Regions from separate parts of the Mus musculus genome. Here region 1 is linked to region 2. Evidence: chromatin loops called from intact Hi-C (ENCODE). Cell type or tissue: left cerebral cortex. All regions are shown on one strand.

Evidence for each region. Hi-C counts contacts between places; a loop is a spot of excess contacts. Peaks named below come from ENCODE experiments on the same cell type or tissue, not always from the same donor. Only the 100,000 strongest peaks of a DNase experiment are listed, where the experiment ranks them.
Region 1: it touches region 2 in a loop (2.5-fold over the local background); 2 of 42 quality-filtered maps call a loop at or near these places.

What each region holds. Positions count from the first base shown.
Region 1 is chr1:83,404,674-83,412,673 of GRCm38, forward strand. It overlaps Sphkap (SPHK1 interactor, AKAP domain containing), which reads right to left and starts at 3,527. Exons shown (of 12, transcript NM_001356547.1): 1 at 3,307-3,527. The coding sequence starts at 3,334. In left cerebral cortex, CTCF peaks have their summits at 2,661 (motif pointing right), 3,516 and 3,752; DNase peaks (open chromatin) are centred at 1,978, 2,465, 2,624 and 3,492; H3K4me3 peaks cover 3,318 bases; H3K27ac peaks cover 3,052 bases.
Region 2 is chr1:83,501,127-83,509,126 of GRCm38, forward strand. No RefSeq gene overlaps it. Among named protein-coding and RNA genes, the nearest start is that of Sphkap, 97 kb to the left of the region's middle. In left cerebral cortex, no CTCF peak of the experiment used is centred here; a DNase peak (open chromatin) is centred at 4,473.

The DNA.
Region 1 (8,000 bases), 96 kb before region 2:
TTTCGTCTGTAAAGGGTAGCTGTGGTGCAGGAATAACAGCTACAAGAATCACTTAAGAGAGAACCTCGATTCTTTTTTTTTTCCAAACACCTAATTATGTGATTTAGGGAAATAAACTTCATAAAACAAATAAGTGAATAAGTGTTTCCAAAACTTTTAGCTGTAAAAGTAGCCAAACCGAAGCAAAAGCCTTCATTTTCTTTTAAACATTTTATTTCTACCAGACTACTAGCCAGAAAAGAGCATGAAATTCTGGGTTTATAATACATCTGCTGCAAAGGATATTGATTTCTCTAGTGCCTGATTTTCTTCCTGGAGACATTTTCGGGCTTCTCTTTGCAGAGGTTTTTAAAAGTCTTTGCCCCAGTACAGGGGAACGCCAGGGCCAAAAAGGGGGAGTGGGTGGGAAGGGGAGTGGGGGTGGGTGGGTATGGGGGACTTTTGCTATAGCATTGGAAATGTAAATGAGCTAAATACCTAATAAAAAATGGAAAAGAAAAAAAAAGTCTTTAATCTGCTTCATACAACTTATATATTTGAAAATTAAAATCATCACAGTGAAAATAAGGTGAAACTTTTGCAAATACAAGGTTAATAGATTATAATATCTCGTAGAACTGTCAACATTTTCATTGTTAAAAAGCCATGTTTTAAAGTTACCAAATTATTAATCAAATTCTGGTCTGAGATGATACACCACAGAGTATTGCTGGATTAGTGTCCCAGTTATATTCTGTTTTACCTGAAATCACCAAGCAAGTAAAAAAATTCTAACAGCACAAAATATCCTATAATTAAACCATTTCCCCGAAATCTTGTTGTTTTTTCTGCTCATTACTGAATAGATGTCTAAATTATTTTATCTTACTTAAACGAAATGCTGTTATTTTAATCACTGACTTAACTTTATTAAATACTGAGAGTGTTTCTGATCTGCACAATATATGCTTGATCTATAATGATTTGTTATTACTTGATCATTTTGCCACTTTCTCAAAAACACTTGTGTAGAATATCCAACTGCCAGTTCTTCAAAACTCAAGCTTGCCTAAATAAGTCTAGTGATTAATACAAGGCATACAGGTATCAGTTCAAATTCTAATTCTGCTTTCACATATATGTGGAAAGTTAATTCCCATGGCCTCTCATGAGATCTGATGAGAGAGAAATTGGGATTCTTACCTGCACTAAAGCAAAGAAATGAACAAAGATGCTCCAAGAGATGAGACTATTATTCTGACTTAGGGGAGAGGCGATGTTTCTTGGTAAGTAAGTGGTAATAGTCAGAAGGTTTATTTCTGGAGATATGCTATCAAGATTCAGATGTGGGCCTTCAATTAGTTTGCTTGCTCTTTATAAAGCCACCTCTGTCGCCACCCCATAAAAGATCTCAGTAAGTTATCGGAATGCTTTATTTCTAATCCTTTAGGAAATGTTCCAGGATTAGATGGAAATTGAGTCAGGATTGAGCCACACTCCTGACGATCTGAAAAGATAGCTTTAAAGTAAACAATTCGTTATGAAAAACACCTTTTAAAAAGATTTTTTTAATTTTTAATTTTTATTTTTTGGAATTGGGGGACTACTTAGTTCACCATTTCAGTTTGTAGGAATGGGGGTAGAAACTGAAGATGGGACTTAGGGCCTCATGTATGCAAGGCTGGATGGAGCTTTATAAATGAGCTGTATCCTTAGCCCTGAACACTTCAATTCAAAGAAGCATTTCTCCAGACAGTAAACAGCAAACCTCTAGCTCAACTTTTAAAACGTTGTTGAACTTTTACCTACATCGACAACAATGGTTAATTTTAAGGCTTTTAAAATCTTCCCTCCCATAGCTCTATACTTGCTTTTCCAGACATGAGGCTGAAATAGAGAGACTCAGTGTTCATCTGTTCCCATTTGAGCCAGAGAGCTAGAGCCTCACTTAGGCTCCAGGCATTGTATAGAAACCTCAAAGTCCTTTGCTAGATTTACAGAGGTGGGTGATGGATGGGACGCTGGGGAGACTAGTTCTATCACACAACACGAACACTTGCAGATATAGATGGAAGGCTCTGATCCTTTGAAAGGCAATATGTAACCTGCTGTACCCCCAGCCTTATCCCAGCTCTCCCTCTATCTTGGCTACTGTCTGTGAGCCTTAGCCTGTGAGTATTGGGTCTTCCTATGTTCCTATGCAACCCAAGAATTCTAGCTCAACTTGTTTATTTCAGTGCTTGACAGTGTCAGCTGAAAACTACCTTAGTTTTTTGGGGTTGGTTGGGGTGGGGTGAGTTGGGGTGGGGAGATAAGAAGTAAGAGCCTAAAAGATTAGCCCTGAGCCTCGGTGGAGTTGAAAGGTGGGCCTGTGGGATCTCAGCATGGCAGCCCAGGCTGCAGCATTCAACAGTACTAGGAGCTCTAGGTGTGAACTGCGAATGCTCAGTTTCCTGCTGGGCAGAGAGCACAAAGGGCTCAAAGCTACCTGCTCAGTTGGGCACCTGAGAGATAGACTCGGTTCAACCCGGATATTTTTTAGGGAGAAGAACAAAAGTCATAGAGTACTGAATTCTCCAGCTGGGTCCGGAGTAGAGCAGAACAGGAGGAAAGAGAGAGGAAACACAAGACCAAACAACAAAACATTGTAACCACGTCTTTCAGGTGGCTGGACTTACCGGTCTGGGGAAGGGACTCAGACACTAGGTGGAACTAGCGCTTCAGAGATGCTAAAGGACCAAAGAGGTCTCCTCTGCCCAGGATTACAGGTGGGCTCAGGTTAGTGCCAGTGAGAGATCTAAGAGATCTCCCCCTCCCCAAGCCTACAAGACCTTGTAGCTCACTCCAAAGCCCCAAACACTAACCCAGGTTAAGGTCAACAGAACTGGAGGTAAATCAGCTTTGGTCTTGATCCCTCAGGTCTCTGTTCTCCACCTTGGAACGCATTCCAAGTCAAGGCGCAAAACTGCTCCAGGTAATATAACACTAAAAGCCCGATTCCCCAGATACCTCGCCTGGCAGAGGAGACCTCACCACCACTACCCGCCCCCAGCCCCCCCTCCCCCAGCCTTAGAGGCAGGCACCTGGCTCCAGCACACAGGCCCCACCCAGCCGGGCGCCCAGTGGGGTAGCTAACAGAATTGAAGCCCCCACCCCTCACCCCCACCTCTCAAGGGCCGATCCCAAGGATCAGTCGTGCAGGAACTTGACTTCTCCGTGGGAATCTCTAAGGAGAGCAAAGGGTGGAAAGCAACTTTGCCTATGATCTCTAGTGCCCAGCGGAGTTTGAGAGACATCACATTAGGCATATGGAGAAGCGAGTCTTACCTTTGCACAGAAAGCCGGGAGTTGACATCCATGGTTGACCGCAGGCAGAGAAAAGCTGACAGCGCAGGCGAAGGCTAAGAAGCCTGAGCGCCCTGCGCGAGGACAGAGACGTGCAGGCTGGAGCAGCAGTGACTGAGACCCGCAGCGGAGATTGATGCTCGCTCCTCCCTGGCCACCAAGCGCTGCAGAGATGTCCTGGTGGCGCCTCCTGTGGTCTGCTCAGATCTTGAAAACTGCTGGCTGGACTTGACCCTTCAGCCTAATTCCCGCCTCCCTCCCAGGTCTCGGGGGACTGACTGCCTTCTGTGCCTTTCGCTGTTGCTCCCTGCTCACTCCCCTCCCCTTAGTCCAGTCCCGCCCCTTGCTTTCTCTGGTGAACACCAAGTCTCAGCCCTGAAGTTGTTCATCCACTTGGCTGCATTTACAGGCTCACTTCTGGCAGTTCTGGCTTCCCGCTGCCCCTACTGGTGGCACACACATCCCCTTGAAGACCCTCTATTTGTCCTCTACAACAAAACAGGAGGTGCAGGCGTGGTCACTTGTGTCAATGTATCCAGCTCCTTTGCTTTCTTCTAAGCCTCTGTCCTGTTTTAACTCTCTCCTGTCTCCATGTAACTCATTTTCCTTAAATGGGACACCATCATCTCTCACCTGTTTGACCCTATGAGGAGATAAAAGTTTCAAAAACTCGCGACAGTGGCCATCCTTCTGAGGCAGCTTTCAGAACCGAAGGCAAGATTTACTGATGCTCTATTGTCTGCTCAGCATCTCTTTGAGCAGAAACAGACTTTTTTTTTAAAGAAAGAAATCAAGACACTGATGATAGCAACTCTCTGTTAAAAAGAGGGCATGGAACCTTGTGCCCTTTCTTTTTGAATTGAAAAGCAAACTAAAAATGAATACCCTGAGACTTCCAGGAATGGGAAGATGAGATAAATAAAATTTCCCCTTTTGCTTCTTGCAAGTCTAACTAGGACTCTCCATATTATGAATTGTATATAGAAAAATTCTGGCAGAAGCAAGGAGAACAACTAGGGGCCTGACCATGCAAAGAATGTAGTGGGGGTCTCTAGCCAAATGACAGAAACAGCCTAGACAGGCAGAAAATGCACAGATACCTGCTTCATGATGGCTGAATGTTAGAGGAGAAAATCCCACTCTAAACTGTAACACCAAAGGCTATGGGGGAAGTTCATATTCCAGTGTCCTGAGCTGGAAGGATGCAAGTCACTCGTAGGGTCAATTGTGCAAGAAAGACTAAGCATGGATCAGGACTTTCATCCCTTCCAGGAAGAAGCAATTGACATCTCCACAAATTGGCACCAATAGAGGGTTCTCCTAACCAGCCACAATACCACCCAGATAGATGTTATGAGAGCAAAGAAGGTGGGGAGATTTTGAGCTCTGTATAGCCCTTAGAGAACCTTGGTGGCAATTTAGAGGAGGCCTAAAGCTCAGAAGTAATGAGGTCATGTAGCAGCCTTGGTGCACATCTTTGGAGACATAGCCACAGAGCTATCAGTTAGACCAGAAAGGAACTACCTAGCAAGGCTGAGGTGTGGACCACTATCCCTTCAGAAGTAATCTGGGAGCCTAATAAGCTAATGTACTGGCAGTAATAGAGCAGCATTGTCCTGCCTGCTTTGACCTGCAAGAAGCTAGCTAAAGCAATTAAGTAAGACTCAGGCTTCAGACATATTATCCTAAGTCATCAGGTTTGTGAGGACATTATGTATCAGGCTAATAACTAATAAAAACACACAAAGCAATTAGTAGGAACCCTGAACTGACATGACAGAGATGTTAAAACAATCCTTCACATTTTTATAAACAGGTATTATAAAAGTAGAGTTGGTCTCTTGTATCAGCAATTTCCACATCTGTGAGGACATCTAATGTTTGGTAAAATGATTTGAAAAGGCAGGTCAGGTTTGCCTGAGTATCCTCAGATTTGGAACAATATCCTGGGGCAGAAAGCCAAACTCAGTATGCAAATTTAAAATAATTGAAATCACATAATGGGGAAAAAAAAAAGAAGAAGCAAAATCAAGAACAGAAGAAACACTGGCTGGCAAGCCATCCTACAGGCTTACATTTTTAGGCTTGCTCAGGCCCCTGTATGAGTGGCAGGCCAGCATGGGCTTCATCATGAGATGCAGAACAAGATCTCATTTCAAAGCAAAACAGCAAACCAGCAAAGACCAAGCAAACTCTCCCCTATACACTTCAAAATATAGGGACCAAAGAGGAGGGTATCTAAAGAAAACTTTAAAAAATACTTTAAGTTCAATGTGTATTTCATCTCCTAGAAACTATTAAGCAGGCCTGATTGGAAGTTACTTTGCACCAAATGAATATGTAAGAAAAGTACCAATTGGTGATGTAACCTTCTTTCTCAAGGATGCAGAGAGAAAAGCAGTGTAAAATAATGCCAAACCAAGAAGGCCATGGGTCTCGGAAGGAGCAGTTCGGGAAAGAAAGTATTTGACTTGCAATAGCAATAGTGCCAAACTGACATTGATACTGGGGACCCATGGAAAAAACAACATGCTGGAGAATGCTTTGAATCTCACTGGTAGCAAGAGACAAATAAATCCTTAAGTCATTGTCTGATCTCCAAACTCACTTGTACTCCTGAGCATGTGCACGTATGCACAAAGCCGCATACAATTAACCAAGATCAGAAAGCAATGAAGTTGATTATGGGATGGATCCCTGGGTATGGCAGCCTCTAGATGGTCCATCCTTTCGTCTCAGCGCCAAACTTTGTCTCTATAACTCCTTCCATGGGTGTTTTGTTCCCAATTCTAAGAAGGGGCAAAGTGTCCACACTTTGGTCTTCGTTCTTCTTGAGTTTCATGTGTTTTGCAATTTGTATCTTGAATCTTGGGTATTCTAAGTTTCTGGGCTAATATCCACTTATCAGTGAGTACATATCATGTGAGTTCTTTTGTGATTGGGTTACCTCACTCAGGATGATGTCGTCCAGGTCCATCCATTTGCTACACCAGCAAGATTTTGCTGAAAGGACCCTGATATAGCTGTCTCTTGTGAGGCTATGCCGGGGCCTGGCAAACACAGAAGTGGATGCTCACAGTCAGCTATTGGATGGAACACAGGGCCCCCAATGGAGGAACTAGAGAAAGTACCCAAGGAGCTAAAGGGGTCTTCAACCCTATAGGTAGAACAACAATATGAACTAACCAGTACCCCCCGGAGCTCGTGTCTCTAGCTGCATATGTATCAGAAGATGGCCTAGTTGGCCATCATTGGGAAGAGAGGCCCCTTGGTCTTGCAAACTTTATATGCCTCAGTACAGGGGAACACCAGGGCCAAGAAGTGGGAGTGGGTGGTTAAAGGAGTGGGTGGGGGCAGAGTCTGGGGGACTTTTGGGATAGCATTTGAAATGTAAATGAAGAAAATACCTAATTAAAAAATAAATTAAAAAAAGAAATCAAAGAAGTTTAATGATGGTGGTAGTGGTGGTGATGATGATGATGAGTGAAATAAAGAGTTGCATTTTTCGCAAGGTTCAATAAATTTGATAAGCTTTTATTAGACTGACAGAACATTCAGAAGGCATGGATTACCAATCAGCTGTGAAATAGATATATGTCTCAGACCTTCCAGGTAAGTTGAAGTATTCAAATAATACTGAATGCAATATGACTGATGTCTGCACAGACAGGGGAATTTATGCATAGGCATAGAATGGCAGTGATCTTAGGAGACACCAGAGAATAAATATCCTGTAACAAAGAAGGTGGAGGTGAAGTCACATAGCCACCCAAATGAAGAGTTGGACAATCAGCTGGAAGGTGTCTTCTCTGTGTCGCCAGAGGTGTCACAGGGAGCAAGGACCTGTTGACATCTTTGTTCTGGACTTCCAGTCTTCAGAAGTGCAGAATGTTATATTTCTGTTGCTCTTAAATTGTCCTCGGTGTGATAGTTTGTTAAAGTGGTTGTAGGAAATGGACATATTATGTAAACTGAACTGGTATAGCATAGACACTTTTGATACCAGAAGCTCCAAATCTACCAAGGAAATTGGATTTTTAATTAGAGAAAGTCCTCTTAAAAATGAAATCTTCAGGCCCAGATAGTTTCATTAATGAATTCGTTCACACCAACCAAAGAGCACACATGGGCTGGACTTAGGTCTCCCTGCACATACATAGCAGATGTGCAGCTTGGTTTTCATGTGGGTCCCGAACAACTGGAATGGGGGCTATCCCAAAAGCTATTGCCTGTACATGGGGTGTGTTCTTCTAGCTGGGCTGCCCTGTCTGGCCCAGTGAAGCACCTAGCCTCACAGAGACTTGAAGTGCTAGGGTGAAGGGATATCTAGGGGGAGCTCCACCTTCTCAGAGGAGAAGAGAAAAGGGGATGGGGAGAAGGATTGTGGGAGGGGGCAACCAGTGACCTGGGGTGGGGCAGTGAGTGAGATGTAAAGTGAATAAGTAAAAAAATAAAATTAAATAATAAAAAAGAGTTCATTCAAATATTTAAAGATAAATTAAAAGTGACTTGATGAAATCACATGAAGAGTGATCCGAATTCATTTTAGGGCACTAGTGTATCTAGAAATCCAAATCAGAGAAGATAAATAGAAAACTGCAGGCTAGAGACCCAGACATAAATACTCAGTCAAGTAGGAATTAGTTTTAAAAATTTATTTGTTTTCTATTTTTTTA
Region 2 (8,000 bases):
CCCATGCTCATGGATTGGCAGGATCAATATAGTAAAAATGGCTATCTTGCCAAAAGCAATCTACAGATTCAATGCAATCCCCATCAAAATTCCAACTCAATTCTTCAACGAATTAGAAATAGCAATCTGCAAATTCATCTGGAATAACAAACAACCTAGAATAGCAAAAACTCTTCTCAAGGATAAAAGAACCTCTGGTGGAATCACCATGCCTGACCTAAGCTGTACTACAGAGCAATTGTGATTTAAAAACTGCATGGTACTGGTATAGCAACAGGCAAGTAGACCAGTAGAATAGAATTGAAGACCCAGAAATGAACCCACACACCTATGGTCACTTGATCTTTGACAAGGAAGCAAAAACCACCCAGTGGAAAAAAGACAGCATTTTCAACAAATGGTGCTGGCACAACTGGTGGTTATTATGTAGAAGAATGCAAATTGATCCATTCCAATCTCCTTGTACTAAGGTCAAATCTAAGTGGATTAAGGAACTCCACATAAAACTAGAGACACTGAAACTTATAGTGGAGAAAGTGGGGAAAAGTCTCGAAGATATAGGTACAGGGGTAAAATTCCTGAATAGCACAGCAATGGCTTGTGATGTAAGATAGAGAATTGACAAATGGTACCTCATAAAATTGCAAAGCTTCTGTACCTTTGTTCTTAATGGCAATCAAATGACAGAGAGTAGCTGGTTTGGGGAAATTAAAATCAACCAGGAAACAAGAGCTCTCCGCAGGACATATGAGAATCAGTACTCACTTGATGCATGAAGGGAAGTAGCTTCTTCCTGTAGCCAAGTTATTGTTGAAATATTTCTCCAAGGTGCAATACTGTCAATTATCTTTTAAAGTCATTTTGCCAACTGAGGATGATATTAGAGGAACTAGTGACTATCTTAATCTTCACAGAGTAGGTTTTATGAGATAGGGAAAGCTTTCATTCTCACTGCTAAATTCATACCTTGATGTGTTCTGGCGATTTCCTTAGAGCCCAAGTACTGGGTATGGGGATCAGTACAATTTAGGGTTTGGAGAAAACCTGGGAAGGGAGATGTCAGAGGGGGTGGTGGTTTACTTGAGGAATAGTCTCCATAGGCTCAGTCTTTTGAACATTTGTTCGCCCATAGTGATGCTGTCTTGGCAGGAATAGGAGATGCAGCCTTGTTGGAGGAAGTACATCACTGGGGTTGGGCTTTGAGAGTTCATAGACTTACCCTAAACCTGTGGATTCATGTTTCTTCTAAAGATGAGATCTGTTGATTCCCGCTCCTGCCACCATGCCTACTTCTTGGTGCAATACTTTCCTGCTGTGATAGACTCCTACAAGCCTGCCACCATAGCCAACAATAAACTCTTTCCTCTACATATTTACTTGGTCAAGGTGTTTTATCACAGCAGCAGCAAAGTAGCTAAAACAGAAGGCAGCATGTCATGGTTACCCAGAGAGAGCTTTACCACTCTATTGGTTAGGTTATTATTATTATTATTATTATTATTATTATTATTATTATTATTATGTATTTTCCTCAATTACATTTCCAATGCTATCCCAAAAGTCCCCCCCCTGTCCCCTACCCACCCATTCCCATTTTTTGACCCTGGCGTTCCCCTGTACTGGGGCATATAAAGTTTGCCTGTCCAATGGGCATCTTTTTCCAGTGATGGCCGACTAGGTCATCTTTTGATACATATGCAGCTGGAGTTTTTTCCCTTGCCACTCAGCCATGGGTGAATTATAAAACCAACACATTTACAGCAAAGTGGTTCCTTAACCTACTGCCATTGCTGTACACAGACAATGGAGGTTTGTGTGTCTTCTTCCTATATTTCAAGCTAGAATTTCACATATCTAGAAACTTTCTGCCTGCTGCAGATGTGTGTGTGTGTATAGATATAGATATCTCAACATATCGAGAAACTGAAACACACGACTAAATTTTTCTTTTTATGTATTTATATTTAGTACTTTTTATTAAATATTTTCCTCATTTACACTTTAAATGCTATTACCTTTCTCCGTTTCCCCTCTGAAAATCCCCATCTCCTCTTGCCTACCCCTGCTCACCAACCCACACACTCCAGCATCCTGGCCCTGGCATTCCCCTATACTGGGGCATAGAACCTTCACAGGACCAAGGGCCTCTCCTCCCATTGATGACCGACTAGGCCATCCTTGAGCCATGAGTCTGTCACACCTTGTATTTTCTTTGGTTGGTGGTTTAGTTCTTGGGAGCTCTGGGGTTACTTGTTGGTTCATATTGTTGTTCCTCCTGTGGGGCTGCAAACCCTTTCAGCTCCTTGAGTACTTTCTCTAGCTCTTTCATTGGGGACACTGTGCTCCATCCAATGGATGTCTGTGAGCATTCACTTCTCCTTGTGAGTATTAGTCAGGAACTGGCAGAGCTTCTCAGGAGACAGTTATATCAGGCTCCTGTCACCAAGCTCTTGTTGGCATCCACAATAGTGTCTGGGTTTGGTGGTTGTATATGGGATGGATCCCCAGATGCAGCAGTCTCTGGATGGTCATTCCTTCAGTCTCTGCTTCACACTTTGTGTCTGTTAACTCCTTCCATGGGTATTTTGTACCCAATTCTAAGAAGAATGGAAGTATCCACACTTTGGCCTTCCTTCTTCTTAAGTTTCATGCATTTTGGGAATTATGCTTTGTTTTCTTCTTGAGAAATACAATGCAAGTGATTTCTATCAATGTAATACACTTCAAGGGAATTGAGGGCCCAGAGATGTGAAAAAGATAATAAAGGAATCACTGACTTCATTTTCTCAATGGTTTTGTTCTAAGAGGCAACAACTATTTCTCACAGATGCTCACTCCATCTTGACATCTAGGTCTGAATGAAGATTGGGAAAACAGATTCCTATTTGAATGGCATGTAGGAGTCCAAGAGCTTTGATGAGAAAAGAAAAAATTATGGGGGAAAAGTTATTTTATCACTCTCTACCCTCCTTTGAATGACTCTGTCTGATCAATTCCCTGTCAATGTGTTGTGACTGTTTGGGCACACAGCACTGACTGTACAAACTGTTAAATAAGATCAACATTTTGAATGGCTCCAGGTTTATTACAGTTGGAATTAGGATCAGTGTGAACAATTTGTGACTTGCTATGAAAAGTATGGGAACAGTAGGTGCCCTGACCAGAGGCCAGCTCACCAAGTTGCTGATCTACTGAATTACATGTACATGAACAGATATCTATGCAAGCAGTGGGGTATTTTTTTCTACCACCTACTCATTGAATTTAAAGTGTCCTAGGTATGAAATATATAAACCAACTTATTTCTCTTCTATTCATTGACACTAAATATATATTATTTGGTCTTCAAATCATATAGATTAAAATTTTACTTACTTTTTATGAAATGTGGATACTTGTGTGTGTGTGCGTGCACGCAAAACACTTATCAGTTGAACAAAGATAGGGCCCTATGAAGGATGGTTTTGCTTACACACCCAGAAATTGACATTCAGATCTTATAATAAAATTCAGGACAGGAGAAATGGCTTTAAACTTTTGATGCCATAATATAAAAAACTGTTTCTATTAAAAGTATAAGTTCTTGTGCCCTGTGGGAAAGCTGTGCACTGTGGTCACAGAGGTAACTTTGGGTATAGAAGATCTTCTTTGGTAATGAGGAACCTACCTGAATTCTAAAGTGTCGAGAAATCCATCTTGCTTTCTTACTATGCTTCAGTCCAGTTGAGAGGCCTCAGCGAGTTCAGGCTGGTATCCTCTCCTCTGGCTCAGAGTCTAACTGGATGTTGATGAGTGACTATCTTCTAACAGGAACTGCTTTAAGAGTCTCATACGTATTAAGTGATTTAACACCCATCAAAACACTGACATAGCCATAATTATTAATTCGTATTTAACTCCGAGAAACTGAGGCTTAAACAGGCCAGAAACATACCAGAGTTGCCAGTGTTAGTGGCAAGAGAGTTAGGTTCAAACCCAGGCAGTCTGGCTGAAGATACTGGGATCAGATGCTGGGTTTTGCCTAAATAGGAGCAATGAATTAGACTTTTCTATTGTTTAACTAGCTTAATTTATTGTCATTGCATTGGGAGGGGGAGGGAAATAAGCTTCTTTTTTTTTAAAGAAAATGTTTGAGGAGAAGCTATTTTCTTTTTTCTCTTTTTATTTTTCTCCTTTTACCATTCCCATCATCATTGTCCTTCTATGTCCTAAGTATGATATTTAGGGGAAAAAATTAAAGGTGGTGTCTTTAAAATGATAATATTTTAGCATCTTGAATGCAGACTCTGGTTATATTTGCCATTCCAAATCCTTGTGAGAGGTTTAGTCCAACTCTCAGTGAAATAAATGATGGAAGCATGAACCACTGCCCGTTAGTGGACCAGGTAATTTTGAGTGCACAGGCATTGCAGGGTCCTGGTGACAGATGGGATCGCCTTGGGCAGCAGTTGCTAGGCATAGTCTTCTCTCTCCACACCTCCATCTGTCAGCACAAGTGTGTTACTATTTTGGGATTCAGTTTATCCATTTGCAGAGCAAATTTCAAGCTTGTTCTTAAGGTTAAAATAAAACCTGCAACTCCCTGGACTTCCTTTTTCAACATTGTGTTCTTTTTCTTCCCTACTAGATAGAAAAATAGGGGGATGGGAAAAGAATTATATACTTTAGAGATGTTAGGGTTTGCTCAGGATTTGTGATAAAATATTAAAATGTAATATTACCATGAAATAATTAAAAGGAAAATAGCAACAGCACACTATCTGCACATATGTATCCAAACAATCAGATATATGCAAGAAACATGCCAATTTCTAATGAAATATTGGGTAATAATCCTCAGGTATGAGAGTCCAAAATCAAAACAGAAAAACTGTCAGTTCTTACCACAATTAAAATGTTACTGTAAAGCCAAAATTTGAACTTAGAGAGAATATTTTAAAATTAGTTTTTTAACTAAAATATTTTTTTCACAATTGAATAGATAGCTTATTGGTTAGATTAACTATATTCTCAGTTAAGTAAAGTATAGACAAATAAATGAATAAGATCCTAATTTATTCATGCCTTGTTAATCTGTTAAGAGTGAGGTTTACTCTCAGAAAAAATAAGAAAGTTCAAAGGATTTAACATTATCTTTGCCACCTAAGGAACCAAGAAAGACTGCTTTACTTTTGCCTAAAATGTTCAAATTGTTCTTCCTTTTGAATTAACAAATACAATGAAGTTTTGTTGTAAATACAAAGAGTAATGCTTGGTGCAAAAATCATTTGCTGAGCAGGCACCAGAACAGAATTTAGATGCTTGACAGCCATACAGACACCAGGCAGGCCTGGTTGACCTGTGTTCGAATGTGTAGGCAGCAGAGTTCCCCCAGGGATGTTTGGTTAGCCAGACTAGCTGAATCAGAAAGTTCCAGGCTCAATGAGAAAGTATACTTCAATGAGAAAATCAAGAACAATCAAGACAACCAATGTCAAACTTTCGCCTCCCCATATGGCCATGTAGATGGTTCTGCCCACAGACATGAACCTGAGTACTATTAACATGCACACACACACACACACACACACACACACACACACACATGACTCACACATGGTAAATACAGCCAGTAAAGCTGACAGGTTAAGACCTAAGGATAAGTCACTGCTCTTTTTCAGGAGGTCGTGGCATTGGCACTTGCTATGCTAGTGACTTTCATCAATGGGGCTTTCTAGAAATAAGTGGTTCTCCAAAAGTACTTAATGCTTTTTTGGGTCTCTCTCACTGAAAGTCCCTCCCACAGTCTACGAATAGAGGTCTAATAACCCTCTCCATAAAATTCTTCCAGATTGCTTCATGATTCGTAAACTTGACCTTCTATTTCTAAATCTCACCAAGACCAATTTCAAATGGGGACTGTTGCTATTATAACATTGGACTGGTTGAGCAAGAACACACTGAGCTAGAGGTATAAGGTGAAAAGTGTGTGAAGGGGAGGGGAAAGGAAGCAGGACAGGATAGAGTGTGATGCTGATCTGACAAATACATCCTGATAGTGGTGGATATGGTGGATAGAAGTGGAACGGCTTGGGAAGTCTTTCTGTGTTAAAGCATTGGCTAGCTGTTCTCCCAAAGAGCTTATTGAACTAAAGCTGCGAAGGCCGCAGATGTGTGCATTTGACAGATTGTTTCTTGAAGAGAGATACCAAAGTTGTATCTCATGAGCCCTACACTTACAACCTTCTGATTTGTGTTTGCCATTATTATTTGTACCACCTGTGTCTGATGAATTCACCAGGTATGGTAGGTTAAAAACTTGACCCCCTCTGTACATGTCCATATCAGAGTTTCCTAAACTTGTGAATATGTATACAGAGATGTTGCAGACATGAGTTAAGAGTATTGTGAAAGTAGAATAAGTTACTTGCTTATCTGCAAAACAGTAAGAAAATGAATCATCCTTGAGTATTATAGAAGGAACACAACTTTGTTAAGTTCATAACTGTAAGGCCTCGGAAATGCAAGAAAATGAGACCACAATAAATGTATTTCCTGAGGCTCTAAATGCATTATGATTAGAGCATTAACAGAAACTGAGTATACACTACCTGTTTCCTTTACTCACCTGTGTGTAGGTAGAAAGGAAAATTTACATATTTTTCCAACAGGCTATTTTAAGCATCTATTACAGCACTAGGCAGTTTTAGAAACATGAGTTTCTAATAGCACATTAAAGAAAATTTCTGCCACTATGCAGTTTCCATCTTGCAGGGAGATTAACATGTGACCTTTCTCTAAACAGGTGCTATTGGAATAATTTGTCAAATCAAGAGCATGCCCACCCACAACTTAGACAAACCTTTTGCATGGAATGTATTCTTAATAAAAAACCTCCCTATGGAGTGATATTTATATAAGGGACTCTCCAAAATGGTGATCAAATATGTGGCATGCTTTAGTTTTCTGCATGAAGCATCCTCCATGAGATCTTATGATGGCTGTCTTCTGAATACGTATGGTATGAGTTTGATGTCTCCATCAAAATCTTAAATTGAGGCCTAATCTGCATTGTGGTGTCATTAGCAGGTAGGGCCTCTCTGTAGAGGATGATGTAAGGCTCATTGCCCAGTAAATGACAGCATATAAATGCACTAGTTTCTCAACCCCATCATTCTTCTTTAATCATTGAACTTATTCCGAGCCACCTTTGAATGTATGTAGTCCAGTATATTGGCCATTCTTCTTCTCTAATGTAATATCTTTGAGATCCAGCTTTTGATCCAGCTTTTTTTAATGCATCATTTGTTGTTGTATGTTCTGTAGCTTTCATGATCATTGCTTTATAGTATGTGTATATCAGAAACTTCTATTTGTAGCTTTAGTGACAGGTACATGGATAGGATCCAGTTTGAGGTTTTATGAATAAAGATAACATAATTCTTTCTGTAAAAAAAAAAATCAACCAACCAGACAACCCCCTCCCCCCCAGAGCTCACAGGGACTAAACCATCAACCTTAGAGTACACATGGAGGGACTCATGGCTGCAGCCACATATGTAGCAGAAGATTGCCTTGTCTGGCATCAATGGGAGAAGAGGACCTTGGTCCTGTGAAGGCTCAATGCCCCAATGTAGGGTAATGTCAGGGCAATGAGGTGGGAGTGGGCAGATGGGAAAAGGAGCCCCCTCATAGAAGCAGAGGGAGAGGGAGGGAAGGGGAGGTCAAGAGGGAAACTGGGAAAGGGGAATAATCTTTGAAATGTAAATACATAAAAATATCCAACTGAAAGAAGCTGAGGAGAAGGGTGATCCTGTAAGAGGGCCAGCAGCCTCAACTATTCTGAACCTTTGTGATCTCTCAAACTGGACCACCAAACAGACAGCATATACCAGTTGATATGAGGCCCTCATCACATACAGTAGAGGACTTCCAGGTCTGTGTTCATCAGATACACCTAACTCTCAAGAGACTGGAGGCCCCAGGGAATTTAGAGGTCAGGTTAAGTAAAGAGTGGGGAC